Linked DNA regions of Homo sapiens: region 1 is linked to region 2. The links are chromatin contacts, found by Hi-C or POLR2A ChIA-PET in ENCODE. All regions are on one chromosome and are shown on one strand. Each heading gives the region's core, a stretch centred on a gene start or an enhancer-like site at or near the end of the contact. The rest is flanking DNA. Distances are from core to core; before and after follow the strand shown. Region 1 has its middle 19 kb from the start of STAT4. Region 2 overlaps STAT4 (signal transducer and activator of transcription 4).

Region 1 (3,844 bases), core at 731-3,230, 56 kb before region 2:
AATCACTCTGATGCAGAAATGCACACAAAAAGAGGACCAGCTTTTATTTTGCGTACTGTATTCCTTTTGACAGTGATGACTAATGGAGTAAGATTTTTGTTCACTAGAAGAAGCTCAGTAGCATGTATCAGGGCAATTAACTTGGAAATCTGTGAATAAGCATGATTCAGGGGCCTATTGAACATCAACTTGCAGACTCTTATGAATCCTGGTTGCTTCCATTGGCTGAAAAAATACTGTAAAATCTTGAATTTTGCAGTAAAAAAAATTCATTTTGGTTGTGACTCCTACTTGAGTCACATGGTATCAGATGGAAAATGAGTAGGAAGGAGAGGATCGCTGCCAACTAAAAGGAGAGAGGCTAGTCTGGACAGAGCATTTTGTGGGACACAGATTTGATTGTAAGCCAACTATTTTAAAAATCCTCATTCTTGCAAGCTAGCACATGACCTCTTTCCTAAGGGTGAGGAGATTCCAGAGGTACATATTTGCCATCTGGAGTGGATGCAAATTCTAGTGCAATTCATCTAGAAACCTGCATCATTGAAATTAATCATCATGTTGAACAAGGAGAGCATGCTGGGGCAGGGAGGTCAGTTTCACTTGATAAGAATAGAATGCACATTCTAGCTGGGAATGTGCTGACATTCATTGCATTCAGGAAAATTCTACACAAAGCCTCTCTCTCTGGAGAGGATTCCTGAGAAAGAGAAGGGCTCACTGTGTGGCATAGAAATGAGAACCCCCTCAAAGCCCTGGCTTTTGAAGGTATCCAGAATCACAGTGATTCAATGCCATTGGATACTGCTCTTTTTCTTCCTGGGAGGGAAACATCAGTCCATCAGTTCAAACCCTACAGGGTTTTCTGTGTTTGTCCTAATCATGTTAGAAGCAGAACGCCTAGTTAGTAATCAAGCACCAGTTGGAGCTGTTTCCTACCAAACGTATGGTTTTGATTTTGAAGCCCTCCATTCATTGTTCTTTAGCACTGTGAAGGGCTTGTAACCAGCTAACTGCTTCTCCTACTTTGGTCTGGGGAACTAAATGCAAATCTGGCTGATACTTCAGATGGGCTAGGGCCAAATTTTGTTGGTTTTTGTTAATGCTGTTACTTATTTTTGAAAGAGGTGTGGACAAAAAAAAAAGGGCAAAAGTTGGAATGGTATTTGAAGTTTGCTCGTGGTGTTTTAGGGAAACAGGAACATATCACTATAAAAGACATTTCCTTCAATATGGGTAAGAGTTCCTCATTGATTCAACTGAGCTCTTGAAATCTGAAATGTTTAGGGAGCAGTAGAAATTTGATAAGGGATCATAGACTCAAGGGGATGAGAGAAGATTTGAAAAGTCATCGAATATAACTCCTTGATTTAGTAAAACCATAATTCGTAGTTTTCCTCTGATGAGTCACGGCCAGGAAGTAGATATTGTAGATGAGTCTGGGTCCTTGCACTTCTCAGCTTCTGTCATTTACAAATTCTACTTTGATGTCTCTGAAGATGACATCTGAATGTGCATGTGCAGAAGAAGTGGCATTGAATAGAACTGGTTTAAAATCCCTAATTTGCTACTTAATTGCTGTTTGAATTTGCATAAGTTATTGAACCCTCTAACCCTCAATTTCCTCATCTATAATATGGGATAATAATAACTACGCTGCAGGGATCATTTTAAAACTAAATTAGATAATGCCGTATGATATCTATATCTATATTCCTACTTTCCACCATACACAGCACTAATTTTTAAAATAAAATTAAAACAAAAATATAATCTATAATATTTGAATGTAAACTTAAGATAATGGATGCTGTTTTGCTGAAATTAAATGCATTTACACAGTGAATTTGAAAGTTTGTTTGAGTTTAGTAAGCCAGTAACATCAAATTCCACTGTGTAAGTGTCCTGGAATTTAATCAGAACCCAGAGATCTCTCAGCCTGTTTGCCATTATTTGCCATCGCATAATGGGTTGCCAGGTGCAATTTCACCTCTGTCTGAGACCATTGCTTGGATCAAAGAGGGCTCTTGTTTATCCAGCTCCCTATGAGACCAGGCAGGGCCAGTGGTGACCCTCCAAGCTGAGCTCAGCCAGAGGGAACCTGTGTCTTGGTGCTCAGTTCTGAACAGTCTCATAGACCCCCATACTTGAGTGGGCTTAGGGACCCATACCCTTCTAAAATCCACTGAGAAATCCTCAACAGAGGAGTTATGTGTTAACTTTATCTTTTAGAGGAATCATGTTGGCAGCAGCTTGAGGATAGGCTGGAGTGGCTAAGAATGACAAGGGAGTGGCAATTGAATCGTAGAAATACTTCAAACTCAGGCACCTCGCATTTAAAACACCACAGCACTTCCACGCATCACCAGCTTTACCTGCTTCTATTTTCCAGTATGAAGCTTCTGCTCCTGCCAATATGTTCTGTTTGACCTTCCCTGAATACACACTGGGTTTCCCTGCCTATTCAGCCCGTACTTATGTCTTTCTCTTCACTTATATATTCCTCTAGTCCTTATCAAAAATCCTAACCGTTCTTTTAGGGTCCATCTTCTTCACTCAGTCTTTCTTAGTTTGTTCAAATTACCTAATATGATTCATAAATTACCTTGTATTGAGGTATTTATGTTCCATACTGTGACTTGTCTCTTCCAGCAATTGGGTTCAAATGTGATGGCAGGCACACCTCTTGCACAAGCTGGTATTTTACCTGATTTTAACCTATGATGGCTCATTGTTCAATGTTGGCACTCTATAACTTGCTGAATAAATAGATGACTAAATAAACCACCCATTGACTCATCTTATAGGCACCCCTATATAGCTGTAAGGGAATTATTTAGTAACTGCTTAAAATGTATCTAAATTGGATGTTTTACATTAGGTTCATAAGTGAAAAGCAAGCTTGTCAGAGATCTTCAAATGAAGCTTATTTAATGAGTTATTTTTTAAAATCCTATACAACAATGGAAAACCACAGTAAGTGGGTGTGATGGTAGTTCAAGAGTAACATTTTACTGATTTATAAGAAGAGTAAAAAATAGAAGTGAACAGTGAAAAGACTGAAATCATTTTTCCTCCATATGTTTTGTTTTATGTTTGCTTTTGCTTCTGGACATGACACAAACGAAGTTGCAGATAAAAGATAGCACCTTTAGTTGGTAAGAACAGGGCACTGATTAGCAGCAATATATTGAAACTATATAAAGCAATGAGTTTAAAAGTACTTTAGGAAACCTGAGGTCTTTAATCAAGGCTGCAACTGTAAGTTTTTTAAAAAGCCAAAAAAGAAGCCAAGTCTTTAGTAAAAGGGCTGTTTTAAAACATTAAATTTTATTTGAATTTTTTTCCTAATTTATACCAAATCTTCAAAGTAGTCGGGACTTAGTTACATCTTAACTGTTATTCTTTTGATAATTTTTTTTAATAGAAAAGGCAGTTGTGATTAGATAATGATCAAAATGTTTTTCAACTCTTCTATTATGACTCGGGAGATAACAAACTAATGTCCATCATTTTTATTTTATTTACTCCTAGTAAATTACCTTACAAAAATAAGGCATTTGATATGTATTTGGTGAATGAGTGAATGAATGAATAAAGAATGAAGAAATGATACTGTCACTGAGTGACAGTTCTTTGAATGATGGGCTCAGGTTCTCAAAGGAATTAAACAATCTTCACAGGCTCATGCCTGGAAATTCAATTTTTTAAGGAACAGAAAATGGCACAAAATCCTAGATGATATATTTTTTTTTTGAGATGGAGCCTTACTCTGTTGCCCAGGCTGTAGTGCAGTGGCATGATCTCGGCTCACTGCAACCTCCACCTCCCAGGTTCAAGCGAT
Region 2 (3,948 bases), core at 30-2,529:
AAGTTTATTGATGAATATAATCCTGGCATAACATATACAGGAAAATACAAAATTTATTCTTCACTGTCTATGCATTGACAGAAAGTCAGTATTTCTGAGGACTGAGGTCAGGTACCAGCTGAATCACCCAGATACTTAATGTAACCTAAGATTCTCATTGGAAACAAGCTATGGTGATTTTGCTTGTGGGAGGAGCATTCGGTCCAATTGTCATAGGTGACTAAGGACCTGATGAGACACAACGGAAATGGCTGGTCAGCTTTTGCAGAATCTGATAAGATAGCATCAAGACCAAAGCAGATGTTTTCAAAACAGTAGAGTTCTCCAAGGCATTGAAGCGTGGTTGACAGGTTATGTCTTGCACAAATGAACCAGACAGAAGGACAAGTGGGTGATGGAATCCAACCCACAACCCTCTTATGAAGCTATGTCTCCTAGGGTGAGACACCAAGGTTGCTTTATTTCATTGGATCCATTCCTAACCTCCAAAGAATTATTTTCCTCTCTGAGCCTTGAACAATAGCTTTGTTCATCACCAATGAAGCAGACATCTCATGACTGCTTACATGTCTGTGTTTTCTTTTAGCTTGTGAGTTTTTGAGAACAAAGGACCAGGAATCACCTTGACAAATGGGTTCTTGGTGAATGGGTTTTTGATGAAATGACCTGGAGGTGGAATTATCTCTTTCAACTTTGGATTCCCAATACTCAGCACAGTGTGTGGCATATAGCAGACCCTCCATAAGTGTTGGTAGAATTGAAAAACAGATACTTTTTTCTGTTTATAAAAGTAACACACTTTCATACTTGTTGTAAAAAAAATCAAAATACCAAATATAGAGGGAAAAAACAAATTTACCTTTTTTATCACATAAACTAATATGCGATTCAGTACATCAGTTCTGGAAACAAAAAAATAACAATGGCAATAATGACAACACATAAAAGTCTGTGAAATTTTGCCTGCGAGGGTAGGAACATACCTTCCCACTGCTTCAACAATACATTATGTGGCTGCTGAGCTGAACTGAAAGCAGAACTCCATCCTCTTCAACGTTTGTAATTGCTGTCTCTCCACTCCAAAGGCAGCCCCCAGCTCTGCAGCCCGTAAAGAAGCATGATCTACAGCAGTAGCCCTATGGCAAGTGAAATGATTTGGTAGGAGAGCCCCAGTGCTTTGATTATAGACAAAAGTGACGTCACTTTTGATAGGAGGTGTCATGATGGTGTTGTCACTTGAAGTGACTTCATATTTCTAATAAGTGCTCAGCTGAAAAATATGCAGAGAATGGAAAACACAAGTTATGCAACTGAGAGTTGTGACTTCCTGTTAAACTTAACGGAGGAGGTGAGAATAGAACAGTAAGAAAAACGATACTGAAATGCTTATTTTTAAATATATCGTTTCTTCTTTTGCTTTCACCACTATTCTATACTGCACACAAAATGTACCACAGTATCCATTTATTATATACCATATGCATAAGGAAAATAATATTTTAGATATGCAAGGAACCTTAATAATAATATGTATGCAACAAATAACCAGCAAAATTTATTTTTAGGGACATTCTATTGATTTATGGTCTCATTACCGTGATTTTGGCAAGACTTCAGGCTATAAATTTTATGCCTTGGCCAACTTTAAAATTATTTTAGCAGTTGAGTATTGAATACTATAACACTTAAGGATTGAGCTTTTCATTACGTTCACTGAAAATTATTCCTGTCTCTACCACAATTCAGGTAGATACACTAAGTCTAAAAAGTTACCTAAGTTGTAAAACAATTATGGCCCAGATTAAATTATAACAGCAGCTTCCTGTATATCACATCTTAGATCAGACCACAGTTTTCTTCAGAAACAATGTATTTTAAACATCAGATTTGATCAGCCATAAACTCTAGGGGAACCTCCTGTCTGTGGTGGTTGAGCAGAAGGGAGAGGCATATCAAAAATGATACATATGAAAACATGTTCTTTATATAAATCACTTTCTCTATTTCTGTAACATTTCTGTAATGTTCTCTGCTACTCTTGGGAGTACTCCCTGTACAAAAAGTGTACTTTTAAAAAATAAGGAATTTTCACAGATTTTCTTTATACTGGTTTCCGTAATTATTTTTTCTCTATCCTATTTCCCTGCTCCTTTTGATGAAACTCCAACTCGGAACACTCTCTAAATTTCATCTTTAACCTTTTTAATCTTTCTTCCGCATGATGACAAAAGACAAATTTGGCCCTAATGGTACCTAATTGCCTTCTTACATCTCCCTGTGAAGCCAAAAGTTTCCTTGAATCTCTTAAACCAATTCAGCCTTCTTCAAGTTTGACTACCTTGTATAAGTTTCTGAGCATATTTATATCCAATGCTGTTTCATTCTGTCAAATTCAGCACTTTTCCTTCTCTTCAATCCAATAAATTTGAAAAAGTGCTTTCTCCTGTGTCCCAAGCTCTGAACTATAACCCTGTTGGAGCTCTCAAGATCAAAGGAACAACTGTAATATAGGTACTAAGAGACAAGTTCAGATGCAAAGAAGGAAAAAATAGGAGAGATAATGCTTGTTCGGTGTGATTACTCACAGCAGTGAGATCAGTGCCTGGCAATAATTGCTGTTCAGTACAAATTTGTGGAACAAATGAATGAGTGGCACCAGTAATGTCTGCCAGCACTGGCTGTAATTGTATGGGCAGGATCTTCATAAGCAAAGGTGTGAGCAGGTGTTACAAGTGGGCAACACCATGTAGGCAAAGACACAGAGGCAGGAAAGCAATGAGACATGGGGAGCTTAGACCAGCACAACTGATGGGCCCACTTGCCCTACTCGTGTGAGTATTCCCAGATGGGCAAGAACAGCAGAGAGCTATGGGAATGCCCTTCCTGCTAGGGAGCAAAGTGAACTGGTAGTACAGTGCAGGGCTAAAAGATTCTTTTTCTTAATATATTTGCTCTATTATAGGACTGAACGTTGTATGTTTAATTCTGAGTCACAGAATAATTATTGCTTTCAAGAAATTATCCTGAATTTTCCTTCTGTAGTTTGTCCAAAGAGCTCTAGACTTGAAGACAGAGCGTCATTGTTCTGCTTCCACATCTACCATTTGTAACTGGGCGACCTTCCCCTCCCTAGGCTTCAGTGTTCCTCACTGCAGAAATGGAGTAATAATAACACCTCACAAAGTTGTCAAAAATGAGGTCGTACTTGGGAAAGTAATAACAGTAATAACAAAAGCTTCTTTTTTCTTAGATTGATTCATTGCTTCTTTTGGTTTCATCACTATCCTATACTACATATAGATTGTGCCACAGGGCATGTTTTAGTAAAAAATATATATGCATACATATACCCATATGTATTCATCCATTTGCATATATGTGGCTTAGAACAATGATGACCATTTACTACTAGATACACTGGTACACAGTGCTACTTTCATTACCTCATTATATCCTCACAACAGTCCTGGCAGGTATGTAATGTTATTTCTTCCATTTTACAGATGAGGGAACTGAGGCTTGGAAAGGTCACGCTGTTGCCCAAGGTCACATAGCTAGGAAATGAGACAATTTGGATATGATTTGGTTTTCTTTGAATCCAGAGTCTACACCCCAAATGTTACATACATGTAGGTAATTTCTCCAAATTTTGTCTTTTTATTTCTCCAAAAACATGTAGTTTATGATAATTTCTAACAACCTTACAGAGGTATAATGACATACAATATATATATATTTAAAGTGTACAATCTGACAAGTTTTGACATAAGTGTATACCCATGAAACCATTATCACAATCAAGATAATAAAAATATCCAGCACCCTTGAAAGTTTCCTCATGTCCCTTCCTAATCCCTCCCTCCTACCTCTCCGTGCTCTGCCTGCCAGCCCCAGGCAGCCGTTGATCTGCTCTTGTTTACCATAGATTAGGGTGCATTTTCTAGAGTT

The links. Hi-C counts contacts between places; a loop is a spot of excess contacts on that map. ChIA-PET counts read pairs that join two places held with the same protein, here RNA polymerase II (POLR2A). Pooled maps may share reads with other maps.
Region 1: a pooled map shows a loop between it and region 2 (2.8-fold over the local background). The contact joins two enhancer-like sites. A Hi-C loop is called at or near these places in 5 of 50 pooled maps. POLR2A ChIA-PET finds 5 or more read pairs at or near these places in 2 of 52 experiments (OCI-LY7 and activated T-cell).

What each region holds. Positions count from the first base shown.
Region 1 is chr2:191,168,552-191,172,395 of GRCh38, reverse strand. No RefSeq gene overlaps it. Among named protein-coding and RNA genes, the nearest start is that of STAT4, 19 kb to the right of the region's middle. Within about 2 kb of position 1,980, at least 4 of the 41 ENCODE cell types and tissues checked have a DNase peak (open chromatin) inside an H3K27ac peak, as active enhancers do.
Region 2 is chr2:191,111,907-191,115,854 of GRCh38, reverse strand. All of the region lies in intron 3 of STAT4 (signal transducer and activator of transcription 4), which reads left to right. Among named protein-coding and RNA genes, the nearest start is that of STAT4, 37 kb to the left of the region's middle. Within about 2 kb of position 1,279, at least 5 of the 41 ENCODE cell types and tissues checked have a DNase peak (open chromatin) inside an H3K27ac peak, as active enhancers do.